Regions from separate parts of the Homo sapiens genome. Here region 2 is linked to region 1. Evidence: read pairs that join two places in POLR2A ChIA-PET (ENCODE). Cell type or tissue: K562. All regions are shown on one strand.

Evidence for each region. ChIA-PET counts read pairs that join two places held together with the same protein. Peaks named below come from ENCODE experiments on the same cell type or tissue, not always from the same donor. Only the 100,000 strongest peaks of a DNase experiment are listed, where the experiment ranks them.
Region 2: POLR2A ChIA-PET joins it to region 1 with 13 read pairs; 16 of 35 experiments call an interaction of 5 or more read pairs at or near these places.

The regions. Positions count from the first base shown.
Region 1 is chr10:72,315,970-72,323,969 of GRCh38, forward strand. No RefSeq gene overlaps it. Among named protein-coding and RNA genes, the nearest start is that of DNAJB12, 35 kb to the right of the region's middle. RefSeq lists enhancers at 3,116-3,165, 4,802-5,096, 4,846-5,265, 5,699-6,898, 6,861-6,910 and silencers at 3,516-4,075, 6,562-6,856. In K562, a CTCF peak has its summit at 1,315; DNase peaks (open chromatin) are centred at 1,162 and 4,912; H3K4me3 peaks cover 1,274 bases.
Region 2 is chr10:72,122,185-72,130,184 of GRCh38, forward strand. It overlaps ASCC1 (activating signal cointegrator 1 complex subunit 1), which reads right to left. Exons shown (of 10, transcript NM_001198800.3): 9 at 5,898-5,983. Among named protein-coding and RNA genes, the nearest start is that of SPOCK2, 38 kb to the left of the region's middle. In K562, a CTCF peak has its summit at 4,198 (motif pointing right); a DNase peak (open chromatin) is centred at 4,217.

The DNA of each region.
Region 1 (8,000 bases):
CTCCCAGGGACATGGAAGGCCTGTGTTCCTTTCCCAGGAAGCCCCCAGCAGCTACCGTGCTCATGCCCCAGCATTTCAGGGACCAAGATCTGTAGCCCCATTTTGTGATCTTTAGTAAGACAAGTAAACACTGAACACTAAGTGTGCTTATGCCAACCACTTTACATACATGATCTGATGGAATCCTCAGCACAGCTGATGAGGGAGTTACTGTTATTTTCCTAGCCATACAGTTAGTAGCTGACACTACAGGGAACAGACACACTTACTGTCTATGAGGATCTCTTCTAAACACTTTCCATGCATTAACTAATTTTTTGGGGAAACTGAGGCAGAGCAGGAGCAAAGCCAGTTGTCCAGTGTCACACAACTGGTGGGTGTGGACCTGAAACCACTGGAGGCTGGGTGATTCCAGAATGGAGGGTTCACCCCTGCACTACCCCCTGATTTTCCAAGTGGGGTAACAGGTTCGGAGACAGTCAGGGAAGAGAAACCAGGGTGAGATGGGTTAGTTCAGATGAGGTCAAAGGTTGCACTCTCTTCTGCTTCCTGACAAGCATAATGAGAGGCACCCATGGGAACAGAAGCTCAGACATCTGACCCTGAGCCCTCTGCCACTCTTCCTTCCTCTCCTCTGGCCCAGTTGGTCTGAACCGTGTTGTTCCAGGTCTCACGGGAGCTGCTGTGGGACACAGAATGGGCAAGAGGATTTTTGTTCACACAAGGTTGTTCCTGGAGGACCAGGCGCAGTGGCTCACCCCTATAATCCCAGCACTTTGGGACGCCAAGGCAGGCGGATCACCTGAGGTCAGGAGTTCAAGACCAATCTGGCTAACCTGGTGAAACCCCATCTCTATTAAAAATACAAAAATTAGCTGGGCATGGTGGTGCTTGCCTGTAATCCCAGCTACTTGGGAGGCCGAGGTGGGAGAATCGCTTGAACCTGGAAGGTGGAGGCTGCAGTGAGCCGAGATTGCGCCATGGCACTCTAGCCTGGGTGACAGAATGAGACTCCATCTCAAAAAAAAGAAAAAAAGGTTGCCCCTCACCTAGGCACCCCGAGAGCAGTGAAAAGCTGCCTGTTGTGCCTCCCACAGCCGAGGCTCTGTCTTGAACCTGGAAGTGAGCCAGCTGGGCCCAGCCTTGCAGGAGGCCAGGCTTCCTGTCACATTGAAGCTCTGCTGATAGCCCAAGGCCACGTGCGGCGATGGCACCTGCTGGGTGGGGATGGGTGGCCTGGTGTCAGTCCTGCACTGTCATTGTCCTTACCATCTCTGCTTTCACCTGCACCAGTGGACAAACTCAGGCACACGAGGGGCTGCTGCCATCTGTCCCTCTGCCTGGCCTCAGGCAGGATCATTAGGACTGGATCAGGAGGGAGCATCAGGCCTGGCTTCAGGGTGCCTGGCAGCATGCTCAGATATAGCACAGCACACAGGCAGGACCAGAGACCTACAGAATAGATGACCTTTAAGCAAGACTTGAATATACAATAAACCATCAGAAATCTGCATCTTACTCCTTGCGGGGAATTAGGTTGTTGTATACTGTCTTGACTTTTTCTTATGTTTACAGACATAACTATGTCTTTATTTACATACATGCATGCCCACCCATCTTTTTAGAAAATGTTTTCATGTTTTGCTAATCAATCATTCATTCTTTCCTCCTTTCCATATTTATTTATTTATTTAATTATTATTATTATTATTTTTTGAGATGGAGTCTCACTCTGTTGCCTGGGCTGGAGTGCAATGATGTGATCTCGGCTCACTGCAACCTCCGCCTCCTGAGTTCAAGAGATTCTCCTGCCTCAGCCTCCTGAGTAGCTGGGATTACAGGCATGCGCCACCACACCTGGCTAATTTTTGTATTTTTAGTAGAGACGGGGTTTCATCATGTTGGCCAGAATGCTCTCAATCTCCTGACCTTGTGATCCACCCTCTTTGGCCTCCCAAAGTGCTGGGATTACAGGTGTGAGCCACCGTGCCTGGCCTTTATTATTATTATTTTTTGAGATGGAGTTTTGCTCGTCATCCAGGCTGGAGTGCAATGGCATGATCTCGGCTCACTGCAACCTCCGCCTCCCGGATTCAAGCTATTCTCCTGCCTCAGTCTCCCAAGTAGCTGGGATTACAGGCACGTGTCACCACAACCGGCTAATTTTTGTATTTTTAGTAGAGACAGGGTTTCACCACGTTGGCCAGGCTAGTCTCCAACTCCTGACCTCAGGTGATCTGCCTGCCTCGACCTCCCAAAGTGCTGGGATTACAGGCATAAGCCACTGCGCCCGGCCCCTTTCCATATATATTTATTGATCTCTTAGTGTATGCCAGGCACCTTGGTAAGTGCTGGGTATGTGGAGATGAGGAAAACAGACATGATCTCTCCCTCATCGACCTTTCAGCCCGGTGGAGAAAGCAACTTCGAATTCTGAACTGCAGTAAGAGCTAAAGAGAGAAAACAGGAAGCTCTGAGAGTTAATAACAGGATCTCTACTCAAGTAACATTTATGTGGGGATCAATATGAGAAAGAGCCAATCATTTGAAGAGTGTAGGGAAAAGCATTCCGGGCAGAAGGAACAGCATGAGTGAGGGCACAGAAGTCTGAACATTGTGTGGGGTGTGTGGGGAAGTCTGAGGCTCTTCCTAATTACAGTGTAGGGGTGTAGTTGGGGGTTAAGCCATACAGGCAGGGTAGAATCAACGTGAGAAAACCCCAAATGCCAAGCCAAGAAATTCTGTAAGCAACGGGGGGCTACTCATGTCACTTAGTTTAGTAACAGCGGTTCTAAAGCTCCAGCCTGGAAAAGCCCAGAATATTAATGTTCAAGAGGAAATCTCTGCTTCAAATCAAAGGCTCTTTCTCCTGCTTGCTGGAAATTCAAAGCCTGCCCCGTGCCTCTGAGCCTTAGAGCCAGACAGGTTGCCTTATTACTGATTCCCTACAGAAACGCAGCCCAGAGAGGCCAAGAGATTTGCCCAAGTGAAACAGCAAACCAATGCCAAACGCAGAACCTCAAACCCCAAATGCCAGCCTTCAGCTCCAGCCCTAAACCTGTCCCCTTTCACCTGGAGATTCTTTCTGGCAGGCACTCAAAGCAGGTAGGTGAGAAAATGCCTTTTTTTTTTTTTTTTTTTGAGACCAGTCTAGCTATGTCACCCAGGCTGGAATGCAGTGGCAAGATCGTAGCTCACTGCAGCCTTGACCTCCTGGGCTAAAGGGGTCCTCCCGCCTCAGCCTACGGAGTAGCTGGGACTGAAGACTTGAAAATTAAATAAATTGCATTCTTGAAAATGCATGTTAACACGAATTTGTGGAGCACTTACTTACTAGTGCCAACTACGGTACCTGGCCTGGGAAATAGACCTGCCCCGGGAGGTAGACCTCCCCGAGGGCACTCCCAGTCCTGGAGCCCCCAAACTTCTTGAACTACAGAAATTCCCCTAGGACTCCCCTCCCCTGCCCCCCACTCCCCAAGTTGCTGAAAATCATGAGTAACAAAGCGGCCAGGAGTTTCCTGTCTTGCTGAGCTGGCTTACTCAATTTCCCTCGTTTGTCCGCTCAGACCAGACGGGGCAAAGGGCAGCCATCAAAGGTGTCTGGGACGAGCCCGGCGGGGTAATGGGCCGCTAGGGACTCAGTCTGGCCCGGGTCTCAGCCGGGGCAGAAGGCAGCCGGGCGAGGGCCGCGGGTGGGGGGCAGGGGGCCGGGGACAAGCAGCCCCGCCCAGGCCGGCGCGCTGTGTGCACAACGTGCAGGGCTGCGAAAGCGGATGCGGCCTGATGGGGCAATCGCTGGCAACGCGCCGCGGGTTGTCAGCGGGCGCTGGGGGGTGGGAGCCCGGCGCCGGCGGGCCCTGCCTCCAGCATTGGCCCCGCCCCCAGTTCCGCAGTCGTGGCTGGGTTTCGGGGAGGGCGCCCGGTGCGGGGGGCGCCCAGGGCCTGCGCACACGGGTAGGCCCGCGTGCCCAAGCCCCCTTGCAGCCCAGGCGCCCTGGCTCATTATCCATCCCGGCCACTGGCGTTCGGTTCCGCTCCTGTCGCACCACCCCCTCACTGCTCTGACAGATACCAGGAGCTGGTGCCAACCCGCAGACACACCTGGGCAGCCCCACGTGGGTATCGCACGCGCAGGGGCACATCTGCCCTGCCGGGTTTGGAGAGCAGTTGCAAGTCAGCCCCTGGAATGTGGTCCCGTGCCGGCTGGAGCAAGAACTGTGTAACCTCTCTGAGCCTCAGATAACTCATCTGTTAAATGGGGAGGATGATAGCATCACTGGGTTGTTGTCAGGATGAAATAAGATAGAGGCTATAGGGGCGGGTGTGGTGGCTCACTCCTGTAATACCAGCACTTTGGGAGGCCAAGGTGGGAGGATCCCTTGAGCCCAGGAAGTCAAGGCTGCAGTGAGCCAAGATCACGCCACTGCACTCCAGCCTGTGCGACAGTGTGAGACCTGGTCTCAAAAAAAAAAAAAAAAGGCTACAAAGTGTTATATCAGAGTCACTAGCACTCACCCAGTAAGTGATAGCCATGAAGATTCTTAAAGAGAAGGGAACTGGGAGCTACAAAGCCAGCTGGGCTCACAGGCTGCAACTGGGGCATGTCTGGGTTTCCGGCTTCTTTTTTCCTTCCCTGTATCATATTTATTTTTTCCTCAATATCACCCCTCATCTTTCACCCAGGGCCTGCAATATTCCTTCGTTCATTTGACACACATCGGTTGATATTTGTGCCTGCTGTGAGGCATTAAAAACTGCTTATCTGGCTGTGTGGCACCCGGGAACTTTCCCCAGGCCACACCAGCTACACCTGTGGCCTCCTCAGCCTGGGTTGCTGCCCTGAGTCACTGGAGTAGGTCACTTCCTCTCTCAGTCCCTCCATCTGTGCAATAGGGATAAGAGGCCTGGCTTCTCTCTAGTCTCCTGGGACTGTCAGGGGATGAGTCAGATAACGGTGGGGAAGGCGCAGAGAGGCAGAAAGCAGCTCTTACTAGAGCGGGGCCCATCTGGCTGATGCAAGGCTTGCACTTTGCATGTAACCCCAGCCGGTACAAACAGGGATGGCTCCGGGAAGCGTGAGGAGCAGGGGGAGCAGAGAAGTCCCCAACCCTACCCGACAGCCGGGGTGTGGGATCCAGACTGGCAGCTTAGGAGTCTGAGCAGCTGGGGCTCTGTCCAGGCTCTGCTTCCCCAGCTCTGCGAGCATGACAGCAGGTTCCTGACCCCTCTGATCCGGCTGCCTTTTCTGTCACTCAGGGGTTGCAGTACCTCCCTCACCTAGCTGAAGTTGGAAGTGAAGGTGGTAACTCCCAGAGGGAGTGGAGCCCTTCCGTGTTTCTGGGAGGGGTCTGAGGGCTGGCCGGGGGGGTCCGGGTGGGGGAGGTGGGACCAGACAGGAGGAAGGCAGCCCTGGCCAAAGGCTCAGCATATTCCATAGTCACCTCAGGCAGGGGGTTCTAGGGGCTCCTCCCAAAAGAGTCAGAGACCCCTGCACCCTCAGCCGACCCCAGGCATGACAGACCCCGCCTCATCCCACAGTGCACAAGGAGATCACACTCAGATCTGGGCCCCAGTCTGGCGTCTGCCCCAGGCCAGCTGCATGACCTTGGGCAGGTGATTGAATGTTTTTGGGTCTCCATTTTTCCACTTGTGAAATGGGGATAGCGATGCCTACTTTGTAAAGCTGTTGTGAGGCTGGGGGAAAATGAGAACGATATCAAGTGTTCACAGTAGAGGCCAGCACTGTTGTGAGCGGCAGCTCCTCTCCCTCCCCTCCCCTCCCCCTTTCCCTATCACAGGTGGGGCCAGGTGGAATGTCACAGTAAGTCCTTGGGATAGAAAGGTCTACTGACATATTCAAAGTGCCCCCGCCCCCAAGGTTTCTAGCCTGATACCATAAGCTTTGATGGCAAGAGCTCTGTTTGCTTGGGGACTTTATATGCATGATTGTATTTGACATATGACGAGGGCCATACGTGGCATCCATTATATAGATGGAAGCGGAGGCAGGAGAAGTCAAATAGCTTGTCTGGTCACATGGCTAGAAAGGGTGAGTGCCAGGATTTGAAACCAGGTCTTCCGGACTCCAGCTCATCCACCACACACCCCCTGCCTGCCTCTTGCTTTTGCCCTGGGTGTTCTCCTCTTTCCTGAGTGGCCTCTTATGATGTGGAGTCCCCGAGGCCAGGGACGGTCATGAGCATGGCTTCCTTGTCTTCCAGGGTGTGGCTCAAGCACACAGTGGGTCCTCAGTCCACCCTGCTGACCAGGGAGATGAGTCCTGGCATGAGGGAGATGACTCATGAAGCCGGGCTGGGCGAGGGTACGTGCCTGTGTCTCTGTGTGCGTGCATCTGTGTGCGTGCACAGGGAGGGGAATGAACGAGTACTGTCTGCTGGAGGCCTTCTCTCTCCAAGCTCCTACCCCATCCGGCGCTGCTCCTGAGACTCAGCCTTCAAGGGGGCTCTGAGCCTGAGAAGCAAGGGTGGGGGAGGTCTTGGCCATCTCCCTCCCTGGCCTAACGCAGGGCCTGGTGGGGGCTGTGGCTGATGGCGGTTCCATGGGAAGCCAGGTCCTCCCTGGTCCAAGGGGAAGCTCTTCGGGCATCTTCCACCAGTCTAGGCCCTGCTATTTTTAGATGCTGTCCCCTCCCCAACCCTCCCCTCCCCATCACATACCAGCTGAGGGAGGAAGTGACTCACCTCAAGCCCAGACAGGTAGAGGCAGCCTCAGTGGGCCCCGGGCAGGCCTGGTTCCTACGCTGGGGTTGCCTTCCTGGGATCACCTCAGGCCTGCCCCAACCTGGGGACAACACAGGGCTGGGATGGAGCCCAGGGCCTTTCTTGGGCTCCTCCATTCTCCATCTCACAGGACCTAACAGGCCTGGGTCTCTGATGGACTGTGGAGCCTCTGCTCAACTCAGCAGACCTCATCAGGCCTCGGACTGCACTGTGGGCCTGTGGCCGGCCTCAGCCCAGTCTGAGGGAGCCAGACAGGCGAAGGGGACTGCCTGTGGCCCCACCCTGTCTTTGTGAGTGACCAGTGTTATGGAAAGAAAAAATACCTGGTTCAGTGGGGACAGGAAAGGTGTGATGACCCTTGGGATGTGTGTCCCAGTGGAGTGGCCAGCTGTCCCAGAATGCCCAGATCTGAGGGGTTTCTGGGGACTCGGGACTCTCAGTGCTCACCAGGAGAGTCCTAGGCAAGTCAGGACGGTTGGCCACCCTGGTGCTGCATTGCAAGGTATATCCTAGCGAGAGGGCAGGTGTGGGGAGCTTGTTTTGGTTTCCTGACGGAGTCTCACCTAGTCAGGGCCGCAGGACCCAGCCCCTGGCCAGCTTGCTCTCTCAGGTCAGGGCATCACCTTGTCCATCTCAACTGGAAAGAGGCTGGGCTGGGCTGTGTGAGAACCCAGAGCCCCGGGGCAGGCTGGAAGACCTGTGAGCCACTTTGGCCAGGGAGGATAGGGGCCTGTCAACATGGGGTTGGGTGGACAGGTTAGCAGAGGCTGGGGCTGGGAGAGGAAGGGCACCTACCCACATAGGGCAGGGCAGGGGGAGGCAACCAGGAACAGCAGGAAATAATGACAGGAGCCCAGGATGTGCCTCAGGTAAGCTTGGCCCCAGGTCTGCAGACTGTCGGGTACTTGCAAGGAGGAATGGGAGACAGTGTGGCGATGGCTAACTGGCAGGCTGGCAGGGCTTGTTGGTTACTTGGAGAGGCCTCGCCAGGGTGACAACCTGGAGAACTCTCGGCTGCTCAGAGAAGTGGACAGAGGACTCCGCTGCCCTCCTAGATCAGGGTCTGGGGCTGCCTTCAGGGACAACCCAGCTCCTGGCCCTGAGGCCTGCCCTAGGGGGTTAGGTCAGGGGAGCCGTGGCTGAGGCCCAGACCTTGCTGGGGACAGCCTGCACCCCCGGCCCACCTTTGTCCTCCTCATCCACGGTCCACAGCCCAGGGTTGGGGCGGGGGGATGGTCTGTGTCCCAGGCAGCAGCT
Region 2 (8,000 bases), 190 kb before region 1:
CCAAGGTGGGCGGATCACAACATCAGGAGTTCAAGACCATCCTGGCCAACATGGTGAAACCCCATCTCTACTGAAAATACAAAAAGTAGCTGGGTGTGGTGGCACATGCTTGTAGTCCCAGCTACGTGGGAGGCTGAGGCATGAGAATTGCTTGAACCTGCAGGGGCGGAGGTTGCAGTGAGCCAAAATCGTGCCACTGCACTCCAGCCTGGGCAACAGAACCAGACGCAGTCTCAAAAAAAAAAAAAAAAACCCACACACTTCTAACCAACACACACTTCTAACCAACAAAAAGACCTTAGCTACCACACCCTTAGCTGGGTGTGGTAGCTCACTCCTATAATCCCAACATTTTGTGAGGCTGAGTGCTTGAGCCCAGGAGTTAGAGAACAGCCTGGATAACAAAGTGAAACCCCATCTTTACAAAACAATTTAAAATAAAAATTAGCCAGGCATGACAGTGCATGCCTGTAGTCTCAGCTACTTGGGAGGCTGAGGTGAAAGGATTACTTGAGTCCATGAGTTCGAGGCTGCGATGAGCTATGATTGTGCCACTGCACTCCAGCCTGGGTGACAGAGCGATGAGGCCCTATACCTAAAGAAATTAAAAATTAACTTTTAAAAAAGAAACTTCAAGAGAGATTTAAAATATTTTAAGGTAAATGAAAATGAAGATACAACTTATCAAAATTTGTAGGATACATCAAAAGCAGTGCTCAGAGGGAAATTTATAGTATTTAGTGCATGTTAGAAAAGAAAAATGATATAAAATCAATAATCTAAGCTTCTTCCTTAGGCAACTAGAAAAGTAAGAACAAATTAAATCCAAATTAAGCAGAATGAAAGAAATAATTTAAAAAATCAGAGCAGAGGCTGGGCGCGGTGGCTAATGCCTGTAATCCCAGCACTTTGGGAGGCCGAGGCAGGCAGATCACAAGGTCAGGAGATCGAGACCATCCTGGCCAACATGGTGAAACCCCGACTCTACTAAAAATACAAAAAAAATTAGCCAGGCATGGTGGCGTGTGCCTGTAGTCCCAGCTGCTGGGGAGGCTGAGGCAGGAGAATGGCATGAACCCGGGAGGTGGAGCTTGCAGTGAGCCGGGATCGTGCCACTGCACTCCAGCCTGGGCGGCAGAGCAAGACTCCGTCTCAAAAAAAAAAAAAAAAATGAGAGCAGAAATGAAAATAACTGAAAAGAGGAACTCAATAGAGAAAATCAGGAGTGAATCCTAATGTAAACGGCGGACCATGGGTGATGATGTGTCAATGTGGCCTATCGATTTTAAAGATGTACCAATGTGGTATCAGATGCCAATAGTGGGGGAGGCTGTGCGTGTGCAGGGATGGGGGCATTTGGGAACACTGTACTTTCTGCTCAATTTTGCTGTGAACCTGAAACTGCTCTAAAAAATAAAGTTTATTAAATTTTTTAAAAAGTGACCGCATAGTTCTAAATCTCACCCCCCTTCTCTGTCCTCTAGAAAAAAAAAATTGAATTTATCTTTTCAACACTCTTCTAATACTTCAAAACAAAATATTCATTCAAAACAAGTCTCTCCCCTGAGAGTGTTTAAGAAGTTAATTGTGCTTTCGTTCCCTTAGGACAGACTGACTAAAGAGTCTCCCGGGAGGAGCATGGGAGGCAGGCTCCACTCTTTGACCTTGGTAGTAGTCACATTGTTCATTTTATGACTATTTGTTAAACATTAAATGTACGTCTCATGTACATATATAAATATACACATATATATTTCAGCAAAAAAGAATAAACAGTATTTTTAAAAGCTTCCTTCATAAAAATGTCTCTAAGTAAAGCAAACTAAATAAAGATCTCATTGAAATTTATTCATTATAATTGCCCTTTTAAAGGCTCTGAAGAACAGAGATGGGACAAAACCAAAACTGAATGAAATACTTGGGTGGCTCATTCACATCTTTCAAGAAAAGTCTCAATGTGGCTAGAGATTTAAAACATATTTTCAGGGGAAAGTATTTAAAATTAATACAGTTAGTTTAGTACTGCCAGTCTCTTCTTTCTCTAAATTAAAAGATTCTTATATATAAAATAGAAAAGGTACAAATTCATCTCCCTTTTACATGGCTTATATTTTCCAGGATTTCTAAGTGTCTAAAGAAATGGCACTTTTACACTATCCTCTGACTTTAGACCTATAGTACTTTCCATTCTTTCCCAAATATATCACTGTGCCTTTATTTGTACCATATCACCTTCTCTGATGAGTACAACCTAGGGCTCTAATGCCTCCTCTTCACTCTGCAGTCAGAAGCTATGCTTTTGAACAGTTAACATTGTACCCCTGGTTCAATCTGCTGAGAGCACAATCTTGGAATACTGATTCTATTGCTTAAGACCCCAAACAGACTGTCATTACCTCTCTCCCCAGAAGCTGGCAATTAATGACCATTTTACTTCTAGCTAGTGAGGGAGCATTTACTTCCAGGCAGTGTGTCTTTAGGTCAGCATGATTTCTCCAATTATAAATTTATCACTGCCTATGGCTAAACAAACAACATCTTTTTTTTTTTTTTTTTTTTTGCTATCTCTTAGATTAGAAATGGATACTCTCTGAGGGGACACCATCCCATTAATTTGGCCTAGGTCTTCTTCACTCATGCATCCTCCTTTTGGAGCTATCTGGCACTTTTCCATAAAAAACCACCATAACCAAATATGTTTGTTCTTTTTCAGGTTTGAATAACACAGGAGAATGATTCTAGTTGTCAGTTCTTAATTCAAAGTCTTTCTTAGGGCAAGACTTTCTTATTTTTAACTAGGAATAACCAGACACTAGTATATTACAGCTGCAACAACTCTCAAAAAAGCTGTACAAAAGAAAAATGTGGCTTCCATCTGCAACAGTCATTAAAGATTTCTTTTTTCTTACTAAGGCTCCCAGAACACATATTATACCAAGCCAAAAGAACCAATTTTCTTCATGGAGTAGAATAGCAATTGGCTGTTACTCATTAAATTCTTACAGCAATGAGCAATGACTTTCTTTCTTGTTTTGTTTCTCTTTGAATAGTAGATGAAGTTGATTTTTTTTTTCTAAGGCTGCCTCCCATCACCAGCATTCCTGATCCTTGGCCTATGCAGCTGTTAATATGCTGCACACGTATGCCTGGGCTCCTTAACAACCAATACAGTTAACCTTTCTGTTTACTCCAAGTCAGTTCCTATCTTGTTAGTGAAATTGATTTTTTTTCTTTCTAAGCATAATAATTTCATATCATACAAAAACTATATATATGAAGTTCACTGGTTTTCTAAATCCTGTTTTTATTTTAAGGGCTTCAGGAGCCATGGATTCTCATGTTTTAATTGAGAAAGACGTGTCCATTCATGGTAATGCCAAAAGGTGGGTGGACTATGGCTACTTCACAAGCATATTTAACTGCCTCTGTGTTGGGGGTGGGAGGTAACTGTTGGAGCCCACATTTACTTTTATTTTAAAAAAGAAGCTAATTCTCTTGATTGAACATAGGTGAAAGATTATTTTTCTGGAACTAGTGATTAAGGAGTAAAATATTAAATACTATACTAAAGGATACGTCATCATAACTATCTGTGGTCAAAGGCACTTGTCCATAACTCACCCCATGGTTTTTATATTCTAATTGTCTATTAACTATCTGTACCCCTCACGGACTGGAAGCTCCTAGAAGGCAGGGATTGTATCATAATGACTGTTTCATCTTTAAGGCACATAGTCTGGCAGATGGTATATAGTCAATAAGTATTTCTGTTAGTGTTGATATTATATTCGATACAAAAATCTAATTATTAACTAGCTACGGTTTTAGACTAATTGGCACACTCACTGCCCCACCATTAATGAAACAAGCTTTAATTGGCCATTATCCCAGATCAGGCAGATATGCCCAACTTCAAATATCTAATGGTCTCTACCTAAACACTGGGCATCTTTACGGGAGGCAGCAGAAAATAATGCTCAATTTGTGAGTTTTGAGTCTTTCTTTTCTGATTCAGATTCTGCTACTAACTAGCGGTACCTCTGGCAAGTCACTTTACCTTAGTAGATTTCATGTCAGAGATTAAAGTGGGGAATTGGACTAAATGGTCTCCAAGAACCTAGCTAGGTCCAGCTCTAAAAGTGATTGGGCTTGAATTAATAAGGGTATTACTGATATAGCAAGTCCTTGTCAACACCAGAGGGAGCTACATTCATATCATCACTGGGGTGGTTCAGAAGATTTCAGGGAAAAGCAGTTAAATTGAAAACTTACTTTCCAGAATGAGAGAAATTCTATAGCAAGGTAAGAGCTCCACACTGCTCATACGGCCACCCAACAGGCTCTCTGCCATCACCCCACTCTTACAGATGTCAAAGCACCTCACACCTGACTTGTACCAACACACAAGGCTTCAGTTTTAATTCCATGAAAACCCAGTTGGCTTTGAGCCATTCCTAAAGATTTCTTTCCCCATTCAGTCTATTTTCTTTCTTAACCAAATTAACAACAACAAAAAGCAAAGTAATTCATTGTGATACTGGAAAATCCCCAAAGAAGGGAGATAAAGGAGGAGAAAGATTCATATCACACCGAAGCTGTAGCCTGGAAAAAACAGTAAAGTTAACTACAACTGAATTCATTAGCAGCCTGCCACTCAAACCCAAAGCTACCTCAAAAACAAGAAAACTACTCAAAAAGAGAAAACATATCAAGGAAAGGAAGGACTCAGCATAGCTCTGCAATGCAGGTGCGGGAATGCCTGAGACGATGGCTGACACTGCCCTATTGGGCTCCATGGTAAGCAGTCACAGCTGCTGAAGAGTGATGTCATTAATTAAAGCAATGGGGTCACATTAGGCATTTGGCAAAAAAACTGTAAAGAGACAACATAAGGGAATGGAGGGTGGAATAGGGAAGAAAAAGTAAAAGCATTTCTAAAGCTAAAGCCTATTCTGACGTTATCATATACTCCCTCCTCCACCTCAGCAAAACACCCATAGCCTTGAAAATGACCTAAACCCTTACAGAGCAAGTGAAAAGAAGAAATGAAAACCTCTCCATTAGTATCAACTTATGTTTCTCTTTGTCCAGAGGAACAATGGCATGCTAACCTGATGGAGAAGGCATAAATCATGAATATTACAGAAGGGTAGTCTGTTAGAGAAAGACAAATGTAATCCTGAAGAACCCCTTTACTTACATTTCATAGATTAATTCAACACTCAGAAAGGCAAAGCTTCAATGGTCAAAAATGGACCATCTACTTTTTAGGACATAGGCTGTTCCTGAGTAAAAATGGCTTATAAAGCCACTGCAGAGATTGACTTTGTGGGTAAAGAGAAAAATCTACTAAAACAAGACAAATAATTATTTTCCACTTAAAAAAAATGCAAGCTCAAACCTCATAAGTACAGAGTAAAACTTAGGTTGAAATCAACTTATTTCTATGAATCCAAGTGGTTGGAATACCTAAGGGTTTCTTTTTTTTTTTTTTTCCTAAGTGTTTCTTATATCACCAATTTCAGGCAGGGTGCAGAGGCTCACACCTGTTATTCCAGCACTTTGGGAGACAGAGGTGGCAGGACCACTTGAGCCCAGGAGGTCAAGGCTCCAGTGAGCAGTGTTTGCACCACTGCACTCCAGCGTGAGCAACAGAGCGAGACACTGTCTCAGATAAACAAATAAACAAACAAACCACCAATTTCAAATACTCTAGAAGTGCCAAAGCCTTAAGAGGACCAGCTACTTTTCCTCTCTTTCCCTTTAGATAATTAAAAAAAAAAAGTATGAGAAAAAGTATGAAGAAGTATGAAGAAATATACGGAGAACTACTTGTTTTCCTGCCTTATTTAGGACATGTGCCAAAGGATTTCCAATTCACTCTGCTTCATACTGACCTTTAAAATATTTCGGCCATCAAATGATTCTCTTTCCTTGAAGATATATTTGCCTTCCGCTGTGTAGAGATTGTACCTGCCTTCAGCTGTAAATATTCCAAAGATAATGTTAGAAGCTTAGATTGATTGGTTGTTTTCTCTTGGATTTCTATAGGTACATAGGTACGACTAGCAAAATTTTCATGAACTACCTGGAAAGTGGCATAATGAAGAGGAAAAATGTCAGGCTATGAATCAAGAGACCTGGCTTCTAGTCTCAGTTCTGTCAACAATTCATTCAGTATACATTTATTCATTCATCTATTCATTCGACATTCTCCAGGCACTCACTATATATTCCTAACTATGCAACTAGCTACATTATTAGGCAAATTATGTCTCCATTGTGGACCTTAGTTCCTCATTGACAAAGTGAGAGGCAGGACTAAGTGATCTTCAAAGGTTCCTTATGTTCTATAGATCCAAGAAAAGTGGCATATAATTTTAAATATGTAAAAATACATAAGAGTTCACACATTAGCTAGTCAAAACTCATGCTCTGGGTTGATTTAAGGGCTTCCCCCAGAGGAAAAAGAGCCCTTCAGTTGCAATCAAAGGTATCCTTACAGATATTCTACACAGGAATGCAGCAAATCTATGACCTTAGCCTAAACCAAGCTGTGCTCTAGCTTCTTAAGTTAATTTGGGTTGCATATCTCAAAAGACATCCTTAAAGGTTGGCAAGGAAAAGAATATCAAAAGAGAGGGAAACAGGAAAGAAAAAAAATGTAACATCATTTCATGTCCTTCTCAAGTAAAAATTCAATACAGGAGAGTCCAGAGTACAAAAAATTCAAAGCATCCTCAAGAATTAACTCAGAATATTTTCTGAAATATTAATCATTTCCTACCCACTGACAGACCTTCAAAAATACTTATTTCCACATTTAAGTACGTTATTTTACTTTTATAAGTAAGGAGGGTACTAGGCCAGAATTGATGAAATACATCTAGAGTTTTAAAAACTCCATGAACATAATACATAATACATTTCAGCTAGCCCACTGGAGTTGCACATGGGTAACTATGGAACTATGTCTCTAATGAGAAGGATGCTCTTAATCAAAGATCCCAACCCCGTGCATATTTCACAACTTAAAATTAAGAGAAAGAGAATGTGTGAAGTTGCAAAAGAACAACAAATAAATTGATACCAAATAAATATCAAAAAGTGGAAACAACACAAATGTCCACCAATTGATGAAAGGATACATAAAATGTGGCATATCCATACAATGGAATATTATTCAGCCATAAAGAAATGAAGCACCAGGCATGGTGGCTCACGTCTGTAATCCCAACACTTTGGGAGGCTGAAGCAGAAGGACCACTTGATCCCAGGAGTCTGAAACCAACCTGGGCAATATAGTGAGACCTTGTCACTATAAAAAAAAGTTTAAGCCAGACATGGTGGCTCATGCCTGTAACCCCAGCACTTTGGGAGGCCGGGACAGGTGGATCACCTTAGGTCAGGAGTTGGAGACTAACTAGCCTGACCAACATGGTGAAACCCCGTCTCTACTAAAAATGCAAAAATTAGCCAGGCATGGTGGCGCACACCTGTAATCCCAGCTACTCAGGAGGCTGAGGCAAGAGAATCACCTGAACCTGGGAGGCGGAGGTTGCAGTGAGCCAAGATTGCACCACTGTACTCCAGCCTAGGCAACAAGAGCAAAACTTCATCTTAGGAAAAAAAAAAAAAGTTTAAAAATTAGCTGGGTGTAGTGGCATGTGCCTGTATTCCCAACTACTCAGGAGGCTGAAGTGGGAGAATCATTTGAGTGCGGGAGGTGGAGGTTGCAGAGAGCCAAGATCACTCTACTACACTCCAGCCTGGGCAACAGAGACCTTGTCTCAAAAAAAAAAAAAAAAAAAAAAAAAACACACAGAAAACAAAACAAAAAAAGGAATAAAGTACTGATGTGTTATAACATGGATGAGCCTTGAAAATATTATGCTAAGTGAAAGCAGCCAGCCACAAAAGATCACATACAGCATGATTCTGTTTATATGAAATGTCCAGAACAGGCAGCTCTATAGAGACATAAAGTAGGCAAGTGGTGC